Linked DNA regions of Homo sapiens: regions 2 and 3 are each linked to region 1. A link is a loop called in an ENCODE intact Hi-C map of the cell type or tissue named here. Cell type or tissue: PC-3. All regions are shown on one strand. Links, peaks and the distances in the headings refer to the core of each region. The heading gives the core; the rest is flanking DNA. Region 1 overlaps LINC00189 (long intergenic non-protein coding RNA 189). Region 2 overlaps LINC00189 (long intergenic non-protein coding RNA 189). Region 3 overlaps BACH1 (BTB domain and CNC homolog 1).

What was found. Hi-C counts contacts between places; a loop is a spot of excess contacts. Peaks named below come from ENCODE experiments on the same cell type or tissue, not always from the same donor. Only the 100,000 strongest peaks of a DNase experiment are listed, where the experiment ranks them.
Region 2: it touches region 1 in a loop (2.4-fold over the local background); 4 of 110 quality-filtered maps call a loop at or near these places.
Region 3: a loop joins it to region 1, with 3 times the contacts of the local background. A loop is called at or near these places in 9 of 110 quality-filtered maps.

The regions. Positions count from the first base shown.
Region 1 is chr21:29,254,519-29,263,018 of GRCh38, reverse strand. The region is part of intron 1 of LINC00189 (long intergenic non-protein coding RNA 189); the gene reads right to left. Among named protein-coding and RNA genes, the nearest start is that of BACH1, 40 kb to the left of the region's middle. In PC-3, for the core only: no CTCF peak of the experiment used is centred there; DNase peaks (open chromatin) are centred at 968, 3,848, 4,188, 6,678 and 1 weaker place; H3K4me3 peaks cover 721 bases; H3K27ac peaks cover 2,146 bases.
Region 2 is chr21:29,204,893-29,213,392 of GRCh38, reverse strand. All of the region lies in intron 1 of LINC00189 (long intergenic non-protein coding RNA 189), which reads right to left. Among named protein-coding and RNA genes, the nearest start is that of LINC00189, 16 kb to the right of the region's middle. In PC-3, for the core only: no CTCF peak of the experiment used is centred there; a DNase peak (open chromatin) is centred at 4,612; H3K27ac peaks cover 1,903 bases.
Region 3 is chr21:29,337,778-29,346,277 of GRCh38, reverse strand. BACH1 (BTB domain and CNC homolog 1) reads right to left here. Exons shown (of 5, transcript NM_001186.4): 5 at 130-3,879. The coding sequence ends at 3,445. Among named protein-coding and RNA genes, the nearest start is that of BACH1-IT2, 30 kb to the left of the region's middle. RefSeq lists an enhancer at 2,959-4,158. In PC-3, for the core only: a CTCF peak has its summit at 3,622; a DNase peak (open chromatin) is centred at 3,467; H3K4me3 peaks cover 1,134 bases; H3K27ac peaks cover 2,011 bases.

The DNA of each region.
Region 1 (8,500 bases), core at 263-8,262:
CACATCCATTCTGCAGCCCTTGGATCAAGGAATAATTGTAATCTTCAAGTCTTATCATTTCAGAAATACATTTCATAAGGGTATAGCGGCCATAGATAGTGATTTCTCTGATAGATCTGGGAAAAATAAATTGACTATCTTCTGGAAAAAAAAAAATCTTCATTTTAAGTGTCATTAAGAACATTCATGATTCATGGGAGAAGGTCAAAATATCAACATTAACAGGAGTTTGGAAGTTGATTCTAACCCTCATGCATGACTTTGAGGGGTTCAAGACTTCAGAGGAAGAAGTCACTGCAAATGTGGTGGAAATAAGAGAACTAGAATTAGAGGTCGAAGCTAAAGATGTGACGGAATTGCTGCAATCTCGTGATAAAACCTGAATGGATAAGGAGTTACTTCTTATGGGTGAGCAAAGTGGTTTCCAGTGAAATCTAATCCTGGTGAGGATGCTGTGAACATTATTGAAATGGCAACAAATGACTTAGAATATTACATAAATGTAGCTGATAAAGCAGTGACAAAGTTTGAGAGGATTGACTCTAATTTTGAAATAAGTTCTACTGTGCGTAAAATGCTATCAAACAACATTTTCTACAGAGAAATCTTTCGTGAAAGGAAGAGTCAACTGATGAGGCCAACTTCAAATGTCTTATTTTAAGAGTCAGCAACCACCACCCTGATCAACATTCCACCAGCAAAAAGATTACAACTCACTGAAAGCTCAGGTGATAGCCTTGTTAGGCAATAAAATATTTTTTAAATAAGGTATGTACATTTTTAGACAATGCTACTGCACACCTAATAGACTATAATATATCGTAAACATACTTTTATATGCTCTGGAAAATGGAAAAATTTATATGACTTGCTTGATTGTGATATTTGCTTTATTATGGTGGTCTGGAACCAAACCCACAATATCTTCGAGGTATGCCTGTACTGACTTGCAGTAGAACCCAGACGCAGGCTGTCTGACTCAAGCTACACTGCCTCAAGGCAAGGGCAGGAACTCTTGTTTATTCCTGTAGCCGATGTTACATTTAACACTGCCTCTCAATCCAAAAAGCTGTTTGCTATGGGCAGAAGTAACTAAAATGAAGAAAATAAAATACAGTATGGTTTCCATTTAGTTAATGCTATTTTGCCAAAATAACAAAAACATAAATCCTAAAGAAGATGACACTCAAACATTCAATATCATTTATGTTAGTACCTACATAGAGTTGTCTCAGTTACTAACTGAACATTTCTGAATCACTGCTTAACCTAATCCTGGTTTTTCCCCTGGTTCAAGTCAATCTAATTCATGCTGAATCTCGTAATTTGAAGATTGAGCTTCTCAAAGCTTATCTGGCTTCTCACCATCTTTGTATCCAAAGACCCTGCAAGCACTTTTATCCCACCTTTGATTTCCTTAAAAAGTGTGATTGATAGCTACTCCCTATAATTTGTGATGGAAAATACTCCTTCCAAGTTTTTTTTTTCTCTCTCTCTCTCCCTCCTTCTCTACCTCCTTCCCTCCCTCCCTCTCTCTCTCCTTCCCTCCTCCTTCATTTCTGGACCCAGTAAAAAAAAGTGTTAATCACACCATTGTTGTTGACTCAAGTGAAACATGATTTTTCTCTAATTTATGACCTTTCTAACAGTTTTCATCTAAGTCTTAATCAGTATTTTCTATTTGAAAAATTCTACAGTTTCCTCTACCTAATTTCTGGTATCTTAAATATAGTTTTTAGAGAACGTTATTTAACATGGATTTCTGTCTGTCGTCAAGACTGTGTTAACTGAAAATTCAGCCTATAATAGATGCTAATTCCTTAAAACATACTTATCCAGCACATATTAAAAACCTTCAAGCAATGATATGAGTTGTCTTCTCCATAACTGTAATATTAAATTATAATATAGGATACCTTTTAAAATCATTTACAACATTGTTGTAGAAATCCAGCAGTTTAAAAAAATCAATTCTTGTGAATCCCTCATGGAGCTAAGAGTGGACGATTCCTCATAAACTGTGTCAGGTGCTACGCCTCCACTTTGGCTATTAAGTTGCCAGATTAATATTTAGGCAATAATAATAATAATAATAGCTAACACCTGAAACTGTATTCTGTGTAAGTACCATTCTGTTTATATCTATTAACATTTAATCAAAATAATTCAATGAGATGTTTCCTGTTATAATCCCCATGTTACTGGTTAAGAAACTGAGATGCAATAACTTGCCAGAAGTCTCACAGTTAGTTAGGCGTAGAACCAGGATCCAAACCAAGACCACCTCACTCCAGCTTCCTTAACCTTTGAGCAACACTGCCTCAAGGCATTGTCTTCATTCATTCACTCACTCAGTTAACAAATATTTATTGAGTACGTACCTCATCAGGCCAGGGCCCTGCCCTAATGTGGCAGTCAAATAATTTGAAAAGAGTATGGTATCATGATAGGCATAGAAAATAGGAGTAATAAAACAGCACAAAATCAGTCTAGGGACATTAGAGAAGGCTTCCAGAAAGAAGTCATGCTTAAGTTGGGTCTTGCTATGGTTGGAATATTTACCCCCTCCAAAACTCATGTTGAAATGTAATTGCCATTTTAGCAGTATTAAGAGGGGGACCATTAAAAGGTGATTAGGCATGAGAGCTCTACCCTAATGAATGGATTAATGAGTGTCATATTGCTGGAGTGTGATCATTATAGAATGGTGAGTTCAGGTCTCTCTCTCTCTCTCTCTCTCTCCCTGGGCCTCACTATTGTGAAGACACAGCAAGAAGACCTTCAATCAGATGCAAGCACTTGATCTTGGACTTCCCAGCCTCCAGATATGTAAGAAATAAATTTCTGTTCATTTAAACATTATCCCATCTATGGTATTCTGTTAGAGCAGCACAAAACAAAGGTCCTAAACAATGAGTGGGAATTAAACAGGCCAAAAGTAGCTACAGGGTGAAGATGAGCTTCCCAAGGCAGAGAGAGTAACAAGTGCAGAGGGTAGGAGGGGAGAAAGAGGAAAACATTCTTCAGGTAACTCTTAAGTCAGCATTATGGCCAGGCATAGAATGGGGTGGGAGCTCATGAGATGGGCTGGAGAGACAGGTAGGGGCCAGATCATGCTTCCCTGAGTCTGATGACCCTATTGAAAGATACTAAGCAGATATGATCAGGTTTTCTCTTCAGAAGACGACTTGTCTGCCTTCAGTGTGTGGAAGATGGGAAGGTGAGCAAATCCAGGACCAGGAAGACTAGACAGGAGGCTGATCTGGTAACTGGAGCAAGAGATTACACTGATCTGGACTGAGCTGACCATCCCCTGAGCAGTGAAGCTAGCCAGATGATGCAGATTATTATCTTAAATATATAAGATATAAAGCTGTGATGCACAAAAATAATGATGCACAAATACTATATGTCTGATGAAATATATATTATATGTAAATAATATATATATTTGTATATACAAAAGATATATATGGAAGATATCTTCTTAAATACTTTGGAGAGGTTTTGGAAAAAAGATATACAAGCTGCCGGTAGGTATTTTTCAAAATATATACAAAACACTCAAGAGAGAAGCAGCCAAAAACAAAAGGCATTTAAGAATGAAAAATAAAAAAGAGGATACATCAAGAAGAAATCCTCAAGAATTCACTAAATTGTAGTTTACTGTAAATAATCATGTCCCAGAGGAAATTTCAAGGGATAATATTTTCCTGCTAGAGATAAAGGGAAGGAAATCCTAACAAAAACAAACCAGAAAGGATTGCACAATTTTCTATAATAAAACAAAGAGAGCTGACTGATGCGAGGTATGCAACAGGCAAAAGGCACGTAGGCACAGCCTCCAGAAATTGGAAGAACAGGATGAGCACGTGCCAGGAGGCTGCACCCAAATTCCAATCTCCTGTTCCATGAATTTTCTTCCCCTTCCCTTGGCTCATTCCAACAGAAAGAAATCACAATTCCTGCAATCGATAACAAGTCCTAGGTTTCTCCCATTCTCTATCATCTATGTATCTTCTTGCCCCTTCTCTCCTAAACTTTTGGAATTGTATTTTAAATATTCACTAAACATATTGATTTGGGGTGTCCCATGTTTGTGAGTACCATTGCACAGCATCACTTTATGTATAACTGATCAAATTACCTCAAAACAGGACTAGCTCTTAGCATTTTTCCTGTGTGATTCATACTCAGCCTCACTTGAATGTCTCAGGGTTAGTAAAATAATTGTGGCTGCAATAGGCAAAGAAGGACTAACATTTAATGGATTTCTCTTGTGAACTAGGCTCCAAGACAGACGCTTATCATGTTTGATCATATTGTATTAAGTCTCATATCCTATAAAGGAGGTGGTATTATTTTCATTTTACAGGTAAAGGCACTATTTTGTTGGCGGGGGGAGGTGGAGTCTCACTCTGTTGCCCAGGCTGGAGTGCAATGGCACACTCTCAGCTCACTGCAACCTTCGCCCCCGAGTTCAAGAGAATCTCCTGCCTCAGCCTCCCAGGTAACTGGGACTACAGGCGCATGCCACCATGCCCGGCCAATTTTTGTATTTTTAGTAGAGAAGGGGTTTCACCATGTTGGCCAGGCTGATCTTGAACTCCTGACCTCAAGTGATCTGCCTGCCTTGGCCTCCCAAAGTGTTGGGATTACAGGCGTAAGACACCGCACCTGGCCAAAGAGCACTATTTAGAAAGTTTCCTGAAAGTACTTAGATTTTTAGCATCTGTCAGGATTAGAGCTTCTGTCTGACTCCAAAGTCTATACTTTTTCTACTATGCCACATTCTAAAGTTCTTTAGTCTAATGTCCTTGGAAAAAAGAATGATATTTTCCTCCTTCATACTTCATAAGGACGTTGTGAGGATTAAAGAGGAGTTTAAAATAAATTTACCCCAAGAAAAGTGGCAAAATAGGAAACATGAAGGTCACTTCCTTGGAAAATTCCAGCAACTCTGACTTTTGTCCACTTTACAATTTAAGTAACAAGGTATTTTTAAAAACTTGATTTGAGAATTACATGTTAACATTCTTGAACAAAGAGGCAGGTGGTATAGAGAAATGACAATGGGTTCCGAGGTCAGACAGAAATCCTGCAGTCCTGACTTCACCACTCAGGCAAGTTACGCAACCTCCCAGACTATCAGTGTCCTGCTCTGAAAGAGACAGGTAATAGAAGTTGCTTTATATAAATGTTATGAAGATTAAATAATAAAGGTAAAAGGCCTACCATAGCACCCAGGACATTATAGGTATTCATTAATTATGCACATAAGTTAAATCACTGGGTTTTTAAAAACCACAGATGATTTTCGTGGTAGCTGTATTAGTCAGGGTTCTCTAGAGGGACAGAACTAATAGGAGATATATATATATATGTATATATATATATGGAAGTTTATATATATATTATATAATATATAACAAATGTCACCAAGTATATTGTGATCTAACCTTAGAAGTCACACAGTATCACTTCTGTGGTTCTCTGATGATTAAAGCAGCCCCAAATTCACCCAGACTCAAGGAGAGAAAACCTAAACTACCTATCAATGGTAAAAGAGTCTCAGATAATTTGCAAGTACCTAAGTAGGTCCAAGCTAATACCTAGAGCGAAAAGTTAGAAAATCTGACCAAGATGTTGGTAAGAGTGAATATACCCAGCAAGAAAGGAGATGGTAATTATAGTGCAGTTGGGGAGAAAGAAGTCATTGAAACAGAAGTTTTCTGTTTATGCCATATCATGTTGAGAATTCTCAATAAACCATTTACAACAATTTACCATATGCAAGAAGAAGCCAGAGTCTGTGCACTTATGTGAAAGCCAAAACCAAAAATTTTATCATTCAAAAGTGACCTGTTGGTCACATCCTTGCCTCTTTGCTTAAGATTCTAATTTCTTTTGTACATGTAATAAGTAAAAATATTTTGAACTTGGTATCTTTTCTAAATAGAAGGCATATATATATGGTAAGGATTTTTATTGGCTAATCTCTTTACAAATCTTGTCAGTACCTAATCCTACAAACATGCCATGATGTGTTAGCATAATTAGCCCCATTTCACAGATTTTTAACAAGGAGATTTAGGAAAGTATCTAACTCACCGAAGATCACAAAATGAACTTATGCAACACTCATATGTTAGCATATGGCTCAAGGCTGCTAAGGCAAATGCTGCTTAGAGAGCAATAGTTACTTCCTGAAATAATATATCTTGTTAAATATAATTTCAAAGCGTCCTTTGTCACTAGAATGGATAGGGAAGCTAAGTGATTGGATGCCCTCCCCTACAGCTGGTAGCTCCAATGTGCTGAACTTTTTATTTTCCTAGAGCGATGATGACTGTGAATCATATGAGCTCTTGCTTTGAAAATAGTCCACAGACAATGGGAGCAGATGGGCTTTTTGGCAGCAGTACCCCTCTTTTCCATCTGCCACAGGTGAGTAGTAGGCCACTTTCTTACATAAGCCCCAATGGCTACTTCAAGTACTAGCAGATTACAAACATCATAGCCAACTTAGGACAGCATAAGATATACATTTAAAGGAGGACAACAGTTCTTGGAGTTAGAGGAATTGACACATAGTAGAAAACGGTAGCCAGTTCCAGTGTCATAAATTGTGCCAAGTTTTTATCATTGCATATTATCTAGGAAGTGAGTGGCGAACCTTTCCTTCAGAAAAGTAAACATTACAGATGACATAGTCAGATTTTGAAGTATTGTGGTAGCAGAAAACGGTGTAGTACAAAAAAAGGAGGAACCTGAAAAAAACACTGAATCAAAGAGCTAATAGGCCAAACCAATTTCAGCCAAGTGTGTGGGAAAATCTACAACCCGTAGGCAAGTGAATGTGAACTCCCCCTAAACACCAAGCCCCAGTGCAGGATAAAGTAGGCAATTTTAACTACATGCCATGCAGTATATGCAAACAGTAGGTTGAGGACAAGAGTTGGGGAGAGGAGAAGGAGGAGGAATCATTGCTCATTGGATACAGCACACTTAGCTTAAACGACCTCTGGAGAATGTAAGGAAAATGGAAATTCACACTTGCCAGTCAGAATGTAAAATGGTTCAGTCACTTTGGAAAACAATTTTGCAGTTTTTTAAAAAGTTAAACATATACTTACAGTAGGACCAACAATTTCACTCTAAGTATTTACTCAAGAGAAATGAATATGAATGTTCATAGCAGAATTACTCAGAATAGTCCGAAATTGGAAACAACCTAAATCTCCTCCAAATGGTAAATAAGTAAACAATTTGGTACATTCATACAATGGAATACTACTCAGCAATAAAAAGGATGGACTACTAATTCATGAAAAATCATGGCTGACCCTCAATATTACGCTAAGTAAAAGAAGCTAGACACAAATGACTATATATTTTTTTTGTGTTGTTGTTTTTGAGACACAGTCTTGCTCTGTCGCCTAGGCTGGAGTGCAGTGGCATGATCTCGGCTCACTGCAACTTCTGCCTCCCAGGTTCAAGCGATTCTCCTGCCTCAGCCTCCCGAATAGCTGAGATTACACACGTGTGCCACTACGCACAGTTAATTTTTGTATTTTTAGTAGAGATGGGGTTTCACCATGTTGGCCAGGCTGAACTCCTGACCTCGTGATCCACCCGCCTCAGCCTCCCAAAGTGCTGGGATTACAGACGTGAGCCACTGCGCCCAGTCACAAATGACTGTATATTATATGATTTCATTTTATATGAAATCTCTAGAACAGGCAAAGTTATAGAAACAGAAAGCAGACCAGTGGTTGCCTGGGGCTAGGTGCAGAAGTGGGAAATGACTATAAATAGGCAGCAGTGAAATTTTTGTTTTTTGATGAAAGTGTTCTGAGTATCCAGGTTTTAATCAAAAAGTACTAGTCACACAAAAAACCAGGAAAGCCGTGAGCTGAATGAAAAATGCAAGCAATAGATGACAACACTGAGATGACAGAGTCTGAAAAGAATTAACTTAAAAATTTTAATAGTAGTTTATATATTTTTACAAGCAAAATTTAATAGAAGAGTGGTTATGAGAATTTAGAAGTCAAGACATTCCAGTATTGATGTAAGCAAAGACATGTTATACACTTACTTATTTACCCAAAAGAAATAATAACATGTCCACAAAACGGGTATACAAATGTTCACAGCAGCTATATTTATAATAGTTAAAAATGAAAAACCAACAAAGTGTCCATTTATAGGTGAATAGATAAACTAATTGTGGTAAATCCATACAATGGCATACTATTTAACAAGGAAAAGGAACAAACTAATGATATATGCAACAACATGAGTGAATCTGAAAAACATTATACTGACCAAAACAAGTTAGATGTAAAAGAAGACTTACAATGTGATTCTATTTACAGGAAAGTCCAAGAAAACTAATCTATAGAGATAAGCAAACATCAGTGATTGCCTGCAGCTAGGCAGGATAGGAAACTGAATGCATAAATGCTGGAAGACAGTTTTTGGTGTGAAGGAAATG
Region 2 (8,500 bases), core at 379-8,378, 50 kb after region 1:
CTTCCACATATTAGTGTACATCGTGGGCTATTCTGAGGTGATTCATGCTTCAGAGAAGATGAATATTGGTATTTTTTTGCATCTTAGTATGGAGGGTTAGGAAAAATATTTTAAATGTATTTATAGTCCTTGTTCTTTCTAAATCGTGTACCTCACAATTTTGAGATTTTTCCAACCAGAGACAATTAATTAGTTCAGTGGAATTATCATGGTGCACCAGTTTCAAAACTTAAAGAGAGTTTTAGAATATCTGTGTATGATTTGCTAGGAGGTGACTTGAACCTCATCTACTTCACCTTCCTTCAGTTTCCATTCAGGAGGAGTACAAAGATTAATAGGGATTTCTTTGTATGTTTGTCCCACCTCCCCCTGGGAGAGTAGCTGGAGCGCTTCTCTCCCATTCTCATATTGCCTTAGTTAGTTCAGACTGCCATAACAAAAATGTCATAGGCTGAGTGGCTTAGGCAACAGAAATTTATTTCTCACAGTTTTGGAGGCTGGAAGTGAAGACCCAGGTGCAGGCTGAATCAGTTCTTGGTATGTCCTCACATGGTGGAGAGAGAGGAAGCAAGCGCTCTCCTGTCTCTTAAAAGGGCACCAGTCCCATCATGAGGGCTCCACCTAATTACCTCCTGAAGTCTCCACCTCCTCATACCATCATCTTAGGGATTACAGTTTCAGCATATGAATTTAGGCGGGGCGGGGGACACACGTTCAGTCCATAGCGCATGCCAAATGAGAGTCTTCAGAATAACTGCTTATAGAGACTGGGGTGTCTGGCAGGAAGGGAGTAAGACAGCTTACCACTACCACACCCTTCCCATCGTCCCCCACCCCTAGCCAGCTGGAGCCAGCTAAATTGGGGCAGGTTCTGGGCCCCAGCAACAGCACGGGCCCTGAGAGGAACTGGAGTTTCCTGGACTTACAGGGACACAGGACAGGTGTCTGATTCTCATCTGACAAAGTCTAATGAGAGGCCAGCTAGAGCTCCCTTCTAAGCAAAGTGAAGAGAAGCGGCCTACACCTTCATACCCTGTCTGAGGCCAGGTGCTGAGTGCTCTATGGGTTAAATGGAGACTATGGAAGGTAACCGTCTTGGGAACACTTGAAAGGGCCATATAGAAGGCATCTGCCTGGCAGGGCAAAGCAACCCCTAAAGGAGAGGCTATGGGATCTGATCAGATGAGGTTGCTAAGCAAGGCTCATAAGCAGTCATCTGATCACATGGCTTACTTCACAACCAAGTCTTTCATACTCAAAGCCAGAGAACAAGGTAGTGAGAGGACCCTTTGGGCATTTTCAGAAACTACTTCATGAGAGAAAGTGTGGAGGGTGCATTTGGGCATCTGCCTCCCAGAGGGCTGGAAACAGCCAGTTGTAACAGTGCCAGCCAACTAAGACTGTGCTATGCCTCTAGTCTTCCCACTCTCCTGCATTCTACCCTAGAGGCGTGAGGAACCGTGGATGAGAGAAAAGGTGGTCAGGAGGACCAGAGAAGCTGACCGCAACACCCCTTCCCCACTGTAGGCTTCCAGGACCCAGGCACCTGAGCTGTGGGGGGATGGGAGAAGGTTTAAATTGGACAAGTGATTGAAAGTTTGATGTTACCCTAGGTTGGACTTTTTGTTTCCAATTTTTTAAATTGTGTTAAAATACATATAACTAAAATTTACTGTCTTAGTCATTTTTAAGTATATGTTCAGTGGTATTAAATACATTTATAATGTTGTACAACCATTATCACCATCGATCTCCATAACTCTTCAGTAAAACTAAAATTCTGTACACATAAACCACTAACTCTCCACTTTCCTCTCCCCCTTGCCCTTGGGAAACACCATTCTACTGTCTCTATCAATTTGCCTACCCTAAGTGCCTCATATAAGTAGAATCAAACAATATTTGTCTTTTTATGACTGGTTTATTTCATTTAACATAATATCCTCAAGTTCATCCATGTTGTAGCATATTTCAGAATTTCTTTCCTTTTTAAGGCTGAGTAATATTCCTTGTATGTATTTACCACATTTTGCCTGTCTAGCCATCAATCAATAGATAATTGTGTTGCTTCTACATATTAGCTATTGTGAATATAATGCTGCTATAATCATGGGTGCACCACTTTCATTTCTTTGGGTATATACTCAGAAGCATAATTACTGGATCATATGGTAATTCTATTTTTTAATTTTTCGAGGATCCACCACCATACCATTTTCCACAACAGTGTACCATTTTGCATTCCTACCAATAGTGTACAAGCGTTCCAATTTCTCTACATCCTCACCAACACTTGTGATTTTCTGTGTTGTTTTAAATAGTAGCCATCCCAATGAGTGTCAAGCGGGATCTCCTTTTAGTTTTGATTTGTATCTCTCCAGTGACTGTTAATGTTGAACATCTTTTCACATGCTTATTGATCATTTATACACCTTCTTTGAAGAAATGCCTATTCAAGTTCTTTGCCCATTTGAATCAGGTCATTTGTTGTTGTTCAGTTTTAGGAGTTCTCTATATATTCTGGATACTAATCAACCCCTTCTGTGAGTTGCAAATGTTTTCTCCCATTCTGTGGGTTGTCTTTTTAGCCAGCTGATATTTTCTTTGATGTCCAATTTTAAAATTTTTCATGAAGCCCAATTTGTTTATTTCTTCTTTTATGGCCTTTGCCTTTGGTATAACAGCCACCAAAAGATTGTTTTCAAATCCAATGTTGTGAAGCTTTTGCCCTGTGTTTTTTCTAAGATTTATATAATTTTAGGTTTTACAAATGGATCTTTGATATACCTTGAGTTAATTTTTATATATGATGTTAGGTAAAGATCCAACTTCATTATTTTACATGTGAATATTGTTTTCCCATGGGCTGGACTTTTTAATACCTGAAAATGGGATCTTTAAGACAAATTTATCCATAGACAGGAAAGAGAAATCTGAGAGGGGGTTTGAAAGAACAAGGCTGACTTCTACTTGGCCTCCTATGTCCAGCCCATTCAAAGAATTGGTTCTATAACCAAAGCACAATTATCAGGTAATGAAACTGGTTTCCTGTGTGGTATATAAACCAACCCTGAAGGAAATACTCCAAGAAAAAAACAGTTTTAAGAAACTCCATTAGCAAGACATTTAAAAATAAAGAAAGAGCTCAAAGGGAGCATTTTGGAGGCTATCACATGTACTAGTTCATTATCTAAAGGCTTTGCCAGTGGTATGATGACAGGTGGGCAGTGTGTGCCTCAAAAAAATGGGTCACCTTATTTAGACTAATCTCAGATTTTAAACATCAGAAAAGGACAAAATATTTAATCTTTATCACAAAATAAATCAAAGGGCTCAGTAAAGTCATTTAAAAAGAACATAAATCACAATAGAAGAAAACAGAAGATCCAGACATATGGCACCAGCAATGATTTTACCTCCTTCCCTGTGTTCATAATTTCCTCCACCTTTTTTCTATATACAAGCCTGCCTCACAGACCACATGTGTGAGGATATTTTGGACTTTATATCAAGCATTTCTATGACTCATATAACATCATCTAATGGACCACTTATGTCATTATTTCCAAGAAAATAATCTTTAAGGAATGGCACTAAAAATTTGTTCTCATCTAAGGTATTAAAGGTTTTTTTCTATATACATAAACTAGAAAATAGTATTAAGACATAAAAATAATGCTTTAAATTATATGTTAACACCATAAAGAAAATATTCCTAGGGTTGCATTATCCAACCCTGTAGCCACTGGCCACATGCAGCTATTTAAACTTAAATTTTAATTAATTAAAGTTTTAAAAAATTAAATATTCATTTAGTAATGGCCACCACATTGGACAGCATATACACAGAAAATGTTTATCATTATAGAAAGTTTTTTTTTTTTTTTTTTTAGAGACAGAGTCTCACTCTGTTGCCCAGGCTGGAGTGCAGTTTCATAATCTCAGCTCACTGCAATCTCTACCTCCCAAGTTCAACTGATTCCCCTGCTTCAGCCTCCCAAATAGTTAGAAATACAGGGATGCACCACCAACCCCAGCTAATTTTTGTATTTTTAGTAGAGATGGGGTTTCCCATGTTGGCCAGGCTGGTCTTGAACTCCTGACCTCAGGTGATCCACCCACCTTGGCCTCCCAAAGTGCTGGGATTACAAGCATGAGCCACCACACCTGGCCTATTACAGAAAGTTGTTTTGGACAACACTGTTCTAGAGTTTCAGAGCCAATCACTTTGGAAAATTTAAAAAACTAGTGTTTTCTGTGCATGACTAGGTTCTTAATATCTTAATGCTCAAGCAATTTGAGCTTTTGTAAAGTAAGAAGATACGTGATGTCACAGGCTTGTAAAGGCAGAATATTATTCCTCAATTTAGAGACAGGCTGAGTTCCCTTGATACTTTATTTTTAAATTGCTGTATTAAGGCCAAGAGACAGGCAAAAATTCAAAGTTGCAAAACTTCTTCCTAGAAGCCTGAATGCCCTTCAGATTGCTTGCAAACCATGAAAATTCAGCACTGAGGGATTTAAAATGTTGAGTAGTGATCTCATGCACTTAGCTTTTTCACAGAAGTTTTCATGGTTTCTCGAATAAACACATAATGCACTTCTTTGTGTCACATTTTTTCCCATATTTGTCATTTTCACTTCCCTTTTACATGATTCATCTTTTAATGTATTAAGGTTACATTATTTACTGGCATGCATGGATATTTGTGAGAGTACTGAAGAAGGGAAAACTTACGGGAACTTTTTTTAAATTCTGTTATCTAGAAACTCATTCTTTACTTGGAACAAGGAAAATTAGGAGTTTTGAATCGTTGACATTTTACTATTCAGCTTCCTTTCCCCACCAAAGAACAAGCTGAATAAATCTTTGTCAGAATTTAAATTTGTCTTTAACTGCTTCCTCCGGAAACATGCAGAGTATTAGATCATCAAAAATTACATTCATTTGTCTAATGAAAGCATGTCCAAATCTCAGAAGCTTTATCTAATGTCTAACCAGAATATGTGATTTCATCTGCCTACAGTGGAAAAATCTATATGTAGCCTAAAAATTCTCATTATGATATTCTTAAAACTTTATCATAGGGAGACTGGAAGGAGCAAGTACAGTCTCTTTACAAGCAATGTGGCTACCAATCCCCAGCAACACCTCAACCCCATCCTGGAGCAGTGGCGCCGTTAAGGAAGCGTCTTTGCTAGAGAAATCTATACATGGGCTTTTTGGTGCTTATGGTAGCTCTCACTATATGGTTCTGACAGTCTGACTTCTGAAACTATTGTGTGTCTACAGCCATACCACTCTGCACGTGCCCGATCTCATCCGAAATTAAACTATTATGATAATGAATGTTATTTTTTGTATAGGCAGAACTTAGATTTTTAACTCTTAGCAACCTTTATTAAATGGAAAGGGATTGTTAACACACCCAGCCCCGTACCTTGTCCCTTCCTATAACTAAAGAAAGACCTAGAGAGACTGACTTTGGAAAACTAATTGACAGTTGCTATGTTTTGAATGTCCCCACAAAAACTCATGTTGACATTTAATTGCCATTGTAAGGGTATTGGAAGGTGGAACCTTTATTTAAGAAGTTAACACTATAAAGAAAATATAAGGGCTCTGCCCTCGTGAATGGATTAATGCCAGTATATTGGAAGTAGGTTAATTATCACAAGAGTGGGCTTCTGATAAAAACCTAAGTTCGGCCCCTATTTCTGTCTCTGTCTCATGGGCTCAATCCCACCTTCCACCCTTTCACCATGGGATGCCACTCACCAGATGCCAGTGCCATTTGGACTTCCTAACCTCCAGAACCATGATCTAAATAAACCTTTCTTTATAAATCATCCATTCTGTTATAGCAGCAGAAAACAGATGAAAACAAGTGTTGAACAATTTACGGAATTTTTAAAATTTTGTAAAGTTTACTGTGGTCTTCTGAGAAATTTCCTAGGTCCAGGCATACTATTGGCATTCAAAAAAACCACATATAATATTAGAATTCAGGGAGGGAAAAGAGGAACAAAATTTTGATGGAAGTGAATGGTAAAGATTATGAATTTCCAGGAAGAGAAGTATTGCAAAGAATTCCAGATGGGGCAGGCACCGAAATGAGGTAGAAGAAATGAACCTAAGATATGTCAGGAAGAGGAAGAGTACAAAAGGCTGTAATCAACGCTTTTCAGACTTTAACATGCCTAGGAATCACATTTTGCTACAATGCAGCCTTAGATGAAATAAATCTGGATTAGGGCCTGAGACTCTGCATTTCTAGCAGGCACTCAGGTGATTCCAATGCTCTGCTTTCATAGGCCACATTTTGAGTAACAAAGCTGCAGTCAACTCAGTTACCATAATCACGAATAACTCACATTTATATTGATCCTTTGTTGCACAGGACGGTCTCTCACATAATTTACCTCTTTCGATCATTAGATGAATAAAACAGGATTCTGTGAATATCCAGTCTTATTTTATCTCTGTTATGGAAACACAGGGAGGCTCTGAGGACTCAGCATTGCACCACACTCCTGGATTTTTAAGAAACTCTCCTTTTAACAAGTTCTAACGATCATCTCAAATATTCTACACATCCTTTCCCAAACTGGATGTGATTAGATATGCCAGTGGTAAAAATGTTTCATGCTCAAATAAGTTTGAAAACGTGAGTTACACACAGTTAGATGTTTCTTTACTATAAGACTCTCAGAGTGTTCGATACGAATGTACATCAGAAGTCTTTGAGAGATTTGACCACAGACACAATGCTTTCTTTGTAGTAAACCTATTAACACCTGCTGGAGAAACTTCCCTACATTGTGAACAGTGAGGTTTTGACTACTAGTTCTGAGGTCTCATTGTTCTTAACTTCATAGATATTACTTTGACCAATGTAATCAGTGACCTATGCTTAAATATAAGTCATTGCTAAGAGAGTTTTCAAAGCTGGCCAGGGCATCCACTTAGAAACAATGATCACCTTTGCACGAGTTGATTAGATGGGGTTGAGCAGAGAACAGCTACTGTAGAAAACGCTGGAAAGAGCATCATGCTGAGAATGTACAAAGGACACATCATACAATTAGGATACTGAAAACCATCATTTTAAATGGTGCACCATAGCTGTAAACCGTAAGGAAATGATAGTGGCAAACAGGACCAGTCTACTGTGTACCAAACAAACAGAATAGCTCATCATAAGTAAGCAGAGAAGTGCCCAACCCAAGGACTGAGGTTTATACAAAAGTTTTCCAAGCACAGCCCATAGTGTCCTGTAATCACTGCCTTTGTGAGTGAAGAGAAAGACCAAAAACTTTCCAGCACAAGACTTCGGAAGTCTGACCTCACCCTTCCCCACTATGATAACTAGGAGAGAAGTTTCTAACTATATAAAATATATGAAACTCAAAGCTACAAAAAATACCTCTCTGACCTTTCTTTGGACTGGTTATGTTAAAATAAATTGTGAATTGAGGTTTTGCCTACAACAAATGGACATAGAGCAATGATAAGCTACTCTCTATAATGAATTCTGAGTAAGAAGAAATGAACTCTTTTTATTCTTTTTTTTCTTTTTTTTTTTTCGAGACGGAGTCTCACTCTTTCACCCAGGCTGGAGTGCAAGTGGTGCGATCTCGGCTCACTGCAAGCTCCGCCACCCGGGTTCACACCATTCTCCTGCCTCAGCCTCCGGAGTAGCTGGGACTACAGGCGCCCGCCACCACGCCCGGCTAACTTTTTGTATTTTTAGTAGAGGCGGGGTTTCACCGTGTTAGCCAGGATGGTCTCAATCTCCTGACCTCATGATCCACCCACCTCGGCCTCCCAAAGTGCTGGGATTACAGGCGTGAGCCACCGTGCCCGGCCGAACTCCTTTTTTTATATAAAAAATAAAAAGAGCTTTAACCAAACTGACTTTTTCCTTTTACACACAGAAATAATTGATGCTTTCAAAGTTTAGGAGAAAATTCTAAATATGCTGTCATGATAGCTAATGGAGTTTCCTTGATATCTGTATTAGTCTATTCTCACGCTGCTAATAAAGATGTACATGACACTGGGTAATTTATAAAGGAAAGAGGCTTAATTGACTCACAGTTCCACATGGCTAGGAAGGCCTCACAATCATGGTGGAAGGCCTGTGAAGAGCAAAGTCACATCTTACACGGCGACAGGCAAGACACTGTGTGCAGGGGAACTCCCATTTATAAAACCATCAGATCTCGTGAGACTTATTCACTACCACAAGTACAGTAGGAGGGAAACTGACCCTATGATTCAATTATCTCCACCTGGCACCCGGCAGGGGTTATTACAATTCAAGGTGAGATTTGAATGGGAACACAGCCAAACTATATCATATCAATATCAAATTTCCATCTCATAGAAAATTGATATACAATGGTTCTCAAAATTCAGCTGCATCAAAATCACCTAGAGAGCTTGCTGAGATCTACACTGGAGTTTCCAATTCAGTAAAACTGGGATGGGGCCTAA
Region 3 (8,500 bases), core at 403-8,402, 83 kb before region 1:
GAGGCATGATTATCATCAACTAAGGAAAGATTCTCTCCTACAAATTCAGATATACTAATTACCGATCAAAAGACTAAACTGAGTAAATCCACATGAAGTGAGAAAATGAAAATGGAATGTACAATTCTATTCAATTAGAAGCAATTTTAGAGAATTTTATTTAACTGTCAACTTATCACCAACATCTAACATTTTTTAGTTCAGGTACATTTGGGTAAGAACATTAGGGAGAAATGTAAATTAAATACTATGAAACTATGCTTTTAATGAAACATGGTCTCAGTAAAATATGGACACAAAAGTTTAGTGGTTTTATTGCATTGTTAGAAAATTATATTATGAAAGATATAAAAAAATCAATGTTTTTCTGCTTCTTTTATAATCAGTATGCCATCTTCTACCATTATGGCTTTAATTTTCATTCTACCCAACAAGTTTCAAAGAATAGTTTATTACATGCCTTAATAAAACATTTAAAATATTTACAGATTCAAAATAGATGTTTTATAACTGAAAAAAGTTCACCTGAGAATTCACCGTAACATTGCCATTTTTTTCCCAAGTTGTTAATGTGACTGAGTGTCCACATGCAACCTGTATCGTCTACTGCATCTAACATACTTATTTCCTTATTTAAAATTAGTTAAGCAGTAAGCTATAGCAAACTGTTAAAAAAAATTACAGATGGAGAACCAAGACTGTATCCACATTTGTTTTGAATATGACAATTTAACGAATTATTTGCTATAGTTCCAGAATTTGAATAAGAAAAAAAATAAGGTAATGTTATTTTACTGAATTCAACATAACAGCTTTTAAAAAATCATCAAACATTGAGAAGGCCAGTTCATAAAATAGTGAACAATGATCATGTGAATATGCAATATACAAACTGAAAACATTTCAAAATTCTGCATGAAGGAAAAGGCATACACTGTATACTCATAATCCTGTCATTTGTCTTCGGCAGCCTCAAAAAAAATATTGCCTTGAAACATTTTCTTAGAAAAAACTTCTTTAGAAGTTAATGTTAAAATAGGCATAAATGTGTAATGCTATGCAATATACAGAAAACTTTCCCACTTATGGCCAAAAGACAAACGTAAAATCTTTTTTATCTGTCCATCTGCATTACAACTTGAAAATCATGTAGATATGAGGTAGTGTAGTTACTTGTATTACATGCTGGCTATTTAAAGTAATGCTAAATTTTAAGAAATTACACTTGGCCAATAATTCTGTGTCATTAATAGAAACCCTTAATGCTAAACTGTTTATAGGTAGAGAGAAATTTAAACCAAGTGCTTTACAAATTATATTTAAGCTCTGGAGACAACTACATTTTATCATAAAATAGTAGGTAATCTTTCAAAGCAAGTACAGTAGCAATTAAAGCAAAAGATTATTTGACATTTGCACATACACAAACTGATACAACCAATAGTTGGGTGTACACTGAGGTAGGAAATCAAGGGTTCCATTGGCTTAAGATTTTACATTTTGTAAACCAGAAGTTCTTATATTATTTTATATCGTGAAGCTGAAATTTAAAATTACAAGTATCAAAGAAATACCTATATGGAGAGATATATATGTATACATACACATACACACACACACACACACACACACACACACACACAAATTCTTTTGCAGTATGGGATGCACTATCAGAATTATTCTCCCTGACAAATTCTTGAGTGTACTTATAAAAGCTACTAGAAAATAAACAAGTCCAACTAATTTTCTCTTACAAATAAGTCAGTGACAGAGAGAACATACAAACCACTGAAAATATACTAGCAATATCCTCCCCCTACACCCTGATCAAAAAGGGTAACATTTGACAAATTACTCCAAGACATGAAGACTGGTCCCCATATACTCTCAAGGGCAAGGCCAACTTGCTTCAGACTTGTTCATACACAGTGGGTGGTGGCTGCCCACATTAGCTAGACAAGCCCTGCACTAGGCTCAGGATGCAGTCTATAGAAGTGTCTCTTTCAGCCCTCTGATTTTGGTGAAATCAACACTATAAACTACTCCTCTGTACCATTAAAACTGGGTTCTGCCAATGTTTCTGTGAATGTGAATATATGCATTTTTTTTAATTGCTGAGAAGATCCATAGCTTTCATTTGACTCTCAAACACATCTAACCCCAGCATGGCTAAAAGCCACCGCAAAATGTTATGCGATAGGTGCTCAGTTATCTATTTTGTAACAGGACTGAACAAACACTAAGACTGATCTTTAAATGTCCAAGTTAAAATGATTTGTGTGTCTTTATACCACACCAAATTTGGAGAAGAGAGCAAGGATTCAACCTGCTTTTCAAATGCAAACCCACAATAGAAAAAGATTGAGTTTCATCCTATTTCACAAACCTGCAGAGTTGCTGCAGATACATTTTTTATCTGTTACAATCATTTTTACAAGTGAATAATACGACTTCAAAAACAGGGTGAAAAAAATGAACTGCACTCCTGGTAAAAAGTAAGCAACATTCTTTCCCCGTGATGTCTGGTTTTCTGGCATTGGTGACCCACGGTGGAAAAATGAACAGCTTTACATGTTGGTAAGCTCTCCAGATTCTAGGGAGCCTGAGATAATGCTGCCAGTGTAATCACTCATGCCACTGTATTCTGAGTCCTATTTCTTCTTCCAAAGGGACAAAAATGCCAGGAAATAGGAAGTCCATGATGGGACCAGATATGGTAGAGACTGAAGCGGGGGGCAGGGAGGGAAAGTGACACTTAAATCTATTCATGTAGCCAGACTTTCTAGAGTCCATACTGAAGAGGAGAAGCAGCCCCCGTCTTAGGCCAACCACTTGCCTATTTACTAAATCTTCCCAATGTAGCTTAAAGCCTGATTTTAGGAGCCGAAGAACAAAGCCCTAAGATTCAGGTAAGACCATCTTTTTTTCACAATGCAGCTCTACAAAAATATTCCCAGTAGCTGACACCCTGCTTCTAAGAATAGAACTCTATTAGCATTGCTTGGGAAGAAATTTTCTTTCAAACTAAAATATTAGAAAAAAGTCAAATTATTAAACTTCTGCAGGCCACTTCTTTTAGTAGGAACTATCTGTAGATGTTTCAAGCTGTTAAATTGCTGTCTGATATGCTGCAGTTTTCATTCTCCTACTTATTCTGAATAGCAGGAAGAGTTATTACTAGAGTTATTATTCTTTAAAACATGAGTTTTAAAGGTTTACTACATTTTCACATGGATTTTTCTGATATCCAGGAGGCAAAATCATTTCTTTGTCTCTTGTAGAAATCAAGGAGAAATCATGGTTGACTTAAAGGAAATTCCCTTATGGTAAACTACTAAAGGAAAAAAACAGTATTGTTGAGCAACAGATGGTCATATTAGGCTTTCAAGACGCTGCCAAAACTTCAGGAGAAAATTAGATGGTTTGAAGGAAGTGAATGCAAGTTTACTCATCAGTAGTACATTTATCAGTCATCTGCTGACAGAAATCTGAGATCCCACCACTCTGACGACACTGTTCCGCAGGCCCAGCTTGCTCAGAGGTGGCTGTGGACATCTGCTGGGACTCCTGCCCTCGCGCGTAGCCAGGCTCACTGTTTCCTCTGGCACAGGGAGGCAGCACTGCTGGAGGCCGGTCAGATAAACTGAAAATTGATGGTAACGCCAGTTCACCATCAGGAGTACTTTTATCTTTTTCAGAAATTAAAAATGAAAGTGGGCAATCTGCAGCTGAGTACTTGGCGAGTATCTGTATTTGTTCTTGACTCAGAGCTGCTTCTTTACAAACTTTCTGGCAAAGTCCAGTTAGGTTCTGCTTTGTCTCACCCAGAGTTGACAAAATGTGATCTCTTTCCTTCAACAAGCTCTCCTTTTCACTTTGCTGTGAAGTGGGGAAAGAGAACACAATGGCTTGTGTTTATTAGCTCAATCAACATTTCCAAGGCGATCAAATAATATACAGGGGCTTCTCATCAAGTAAGATCACATGGAGTTTATCCTTTCAATTCCATTCAATTATACATTAAATACTAAAGGCCCAGAATCTCCCACCCAAAACTCTTGGGGCAGATGTATTTTGGCACAAAGCATTTTTCAGGTTTTGGAAAGACAGTATGGGTGCACACATAATTTCTCTAGCAGGCCTGGGGCAGCACTTCCCTATCAACTATCTTTACATTTCTAGGTAAACATTAAAATAGCAAATAATGAAGAAAGTAGGATAAAGACTATGTAGTCTAATGTCAATTTGGGGCAGTTTTTCGGTCAAAAGAGTTTGTGACAAACATACGGTTTTTGGAGCTTTCTGGATTTACAGACTGTACATAACAGGTATGGATGGCATTTTGGATGGGATACAAGAAAAAAAGTAAAAGTACAGTTAGCATAACTTAATTACTGAGACTCAAAGCATTGCAAGATTCAACTAATGACCAGCATTTGTTGAGCAGATTCTCTGACAGATATTGTGCTAAATGTTTTCCAACATGCAATCTCAGCTATGTAATCCACACAACACCTCTCTTGATTTAAGCAACATCAAACCCACTGAAGGGATGGGACTGAATTTAAGATGCCTAGAGACAGCCGGTGGGTGAGTTACTAAAGTGTGAAGAATTCGGGGGGGTAATTTTGTGCTTGCTAATTACCATTTTTGTTATTATTATAATTTTAAGATATTACCCCTATAAGAAAGTCTACCACAGAATTTTTCAAAAGTTTTTCTGGTTCCTGCCTTCCTGTCCATGTCACTTATCACTGCTGACAGCATGTCTTTTCTATTATCATCCCATTTCATCCTTCTTGTTCTAACATCTTATTGCTTCTAATCTATTATGAGCCAGGAAACCAAATAATCAAGGTATTTATAAGAAAAGAGTAAATAAACACTTGCTAGAAAGTCAAACGTTTTTCTTATGAAATTTATCACAACTCTCAACAAGTCAGTGTTGTTCTGTTTGCTTTCTGTTCATTGACAGGTTCTGGAGAGTTGAGGCTGCCAGTTAACCTTGAGACAAGTTAGTTCATAGTGCTAATCTATAAGTGCCATCCTTTAGTCTTTTATGACATAAAAGTCACTAAAAGGGTAAAACGAATTTTGCTTTATACAAAAGTATTGTTATGGTTTTATACAAAAGTATTACTATAAAATTATGTATGAATCCAATTATTGTTATTTCTAAAATATTTTAAAGCCTTGTAATATTTTGAGAAAATATACAATAAATACAAAATACTAAATTTTTATATGGCAAAGTATTCTCCAATCTGTTCAGATTTTTATATACAAGTTCTTTTTTTTTTTTTTTTTAAATAGATGTAGGTCAAGAATGTGCGTGTTAAGTATGTGTATGTAAGCAAAATCAATGTTTGGCCAGTACATTTTCTCTTATGCAAAGTTTATCAGTTGCACTCTTCTGATAAAATGAGTCTGCAGATACTGAAAGGGCAAGAACGGTACCTACTGCTTGTTCACAGTAGGAACCATTAAATGCAATCAACACCCATTTCTTTTTATGGTCTCTCAGAAGCCAATCCAAAGGAGGATGAAAACAAAGCTTCCAGAAGAAAGTGAGAAAGAATCTTTCTTCACTCATGGCAATATTCAGCCATGGACTCCTCTACCAAAGTTGGGATGAATCTATTCTAAACAGCAATAGAAAATTTTCAACTGCTGGTTGGTCTTTTAAATTAAATATGGTTCAACAAAATAAGGAGTACTTGAGCTTCCTCCCAGAAATTAGAACCACTACTTAACCTACAGATACTATGAAGATTACAAATATTTTATGACTTCTGTATCTTAATATCCACATGATCTTTAAATACTCTCACTCCTCCCACCCCACTAAATTAGGGATGACATCATTCTTTAAGTATACAAGATGGCTTGCTTCTTCACAACAACTAAAACAAATAGGCACAGCCCTAGAACTCCACCAGAATTATTTCTATAAATTAAATGTTCCCATCTGTTCCCCTGCACTTTAACTCCTACACAGCTAAGCTTCTAAGCAGTTTCCATTTCACTCTAAGTTTAAGACACATATTTACTATAATAGCAGTCAGCTTAATAACTAAAAGTAAAATACAAGTAATTCAAGTTAATTACTTAATGACATCAGTATTTAAGATACCTCCCAAAGTCACTACTTACAGTCATGAGTGGGACTCACTATTAGTGTCCTGCTACCTATCCCTACAATATATTTCCATTTTCCTATAAAAACAACTGTATAAATCACGTTTGAAGTGCTGCACCTTTAATTAGAGCTATTTCTTAAAAAGGAATAAAATTGGCATTCTGGTACCATTCTGGATTTTATACCAACAAAAAATCTTTACAGGCTGGGCACAGTGGCTCACGCCTGTAATCCCAGCACTTTGGGAGGCTGAGGTGGGCGGGTCATGTGAGGTCAGGAGTTCGAGACCAGCTTAGCCAACATGGTGAAACCCTGTCTCTAATAAAAATACAAAAAAATTAGCTGGGCATGGTGGCACACACCTGTAAACCTAGCTAAAAGGGCAGGCTGAGGCAGGGGAATCACTTGAGCCTGGGAGACGGAGGTTGCGGTGAGCCGAGATTGTGCCGCTGCACTCCAGCCTGGGTGACAGAGCAAGACTCTGTCTCAAAAAAAAAAAAAAAAAAAAACCTTTGCATCTAAATCCTTATTTTGAATAGCTAGTGCACAATATTTATTCAAATATAATTTTTTTAAAGATCATAAATATAACTCACCCAATAAAGATATAGAAGAATTTGGCACCAAAAGTACAAGTGACAATTTTATGATAGGGTAAAGAGTACTCACTGTTAGAAAATGGTCACTAATAGTTCCTTAGTAAGTAAAACCTCTGAACGGCAGTTCAGAGAAATCTGCAAATGGCACTGAGAAATATAAGCAAAAATGCTCATTTTCACTCATAAGATAAAAATAAAAGCTACCACGAGATATCATGGTATCTCACTATCAGACTGGAAAAAACCCAAAAGCTGACAACAAATCTTGACTGAGGGTGTGGACAGACACACACACATATACTGCTGCTGGAAGGCCAAATATGACAATTCCTAAGGAGGGGAATCTGTTAATATCTAATAAAATTATGTATGTATTTACCCTTGATCCAACAATCCCACTTCTAGGAATGTGTCCTAGAGACACAGCTCCTTAAACATGAAACAGTATACAGTTATTCACTGCAGGATCCCAACTGTCCACCCACAGAAGACTGGTTTGAACTGTATTACAGTCACTACTGAGTACTATGGAGCTGGAAAACGAATGACAACCTCTCTGAACTAAGAAAAAATATTTCCTATAAATCAATTCTTAAGTTTAAAAAGTACAGAAAAATGTATATAAAATACTTCCATGCAGCAGGATGGATAATAAGAGTAGACATAAAATGTTAACACATTTTTAGAAAAGAAACACAGGGAAAAAAAAATCCAGAAACTAATGAAAATGGTTACCTATAGGAAGTAGCTATGAATAGGGTATAAGGAGAAGATGAGATCAAGATTTGGAGTATATATTTTTTAAAATATAGTTTTAATGTTTGAACCATATAAACGTTTTACATTCAAAATAAAACAAATTAAAAATGTAGGCCAGGCATGGTGGCTCATGCCTAAAATCTCAGCACTTTGGGAGGCCAAGGCAGGAGGATCGATTGAGCCCAGGAGTTTTGAGAGGAGCCTGGGCAACACAGCGAAACCTCACCTTCACAAAAAAATTACCCGGGCATGGTGGTGCGCACCTGTAGTCCTGGCTACTCAGAAGGCTGATATGAGAGGATTTGCTTGATCCCAAGAAGTCAAGGCTGCAGTGAGTCATGACTGTGCCACTGCACTCTAGCCTGGGTGACAGAGTGAAACCCTGTCTCAAAAAATGTAGAGTAAATCCCAGTAATATAAATAGAAAAAAAAATTAATTGTATGCCAAATTGGTAACACAAATATTTCAAATAACTTTAAAGCTTCACACTGGGAAATATTTAAGCATAAAAAAGCAAATAAATCTCAAATTCTGCTCAATTTGTTTACTGTTAATAGTAATACTGATTGTCTAATTTTCTTACTTTTTATACAGTGTGCCCTCACTTAAAATCATCGACAGGTTTTTGGAAACTGACTTTAAGAGAAACAACGCACACCAGGTCCTCAATAAACATTTTGTTCCACATCCTTTCTTTTTTATTTTATTGTTTATTTATATTATACTTTAAGTTCTAGGGTACATGTGCACAACGTGCAGGTTTGTTACATATGTATACATGTGCCATGTTAGTGTGCTGCACCCATTAACTCGTTTTTTTTGTTTTTGTTTTTGTTTTTGTTTTTGTTTTAAGACGGAGTTTCGCTCTTGTAGCCCAGGCTGGAGTGCAATGGCATGATCTCAGCTCACCGCAACCTCCACCTCCCAGGTTCAAGCGATTCTCCTGCCTCAGCCTCCCGAGTAGCTGGGATTACAGGTTTGCACCACCATGTTGGCCAGGCT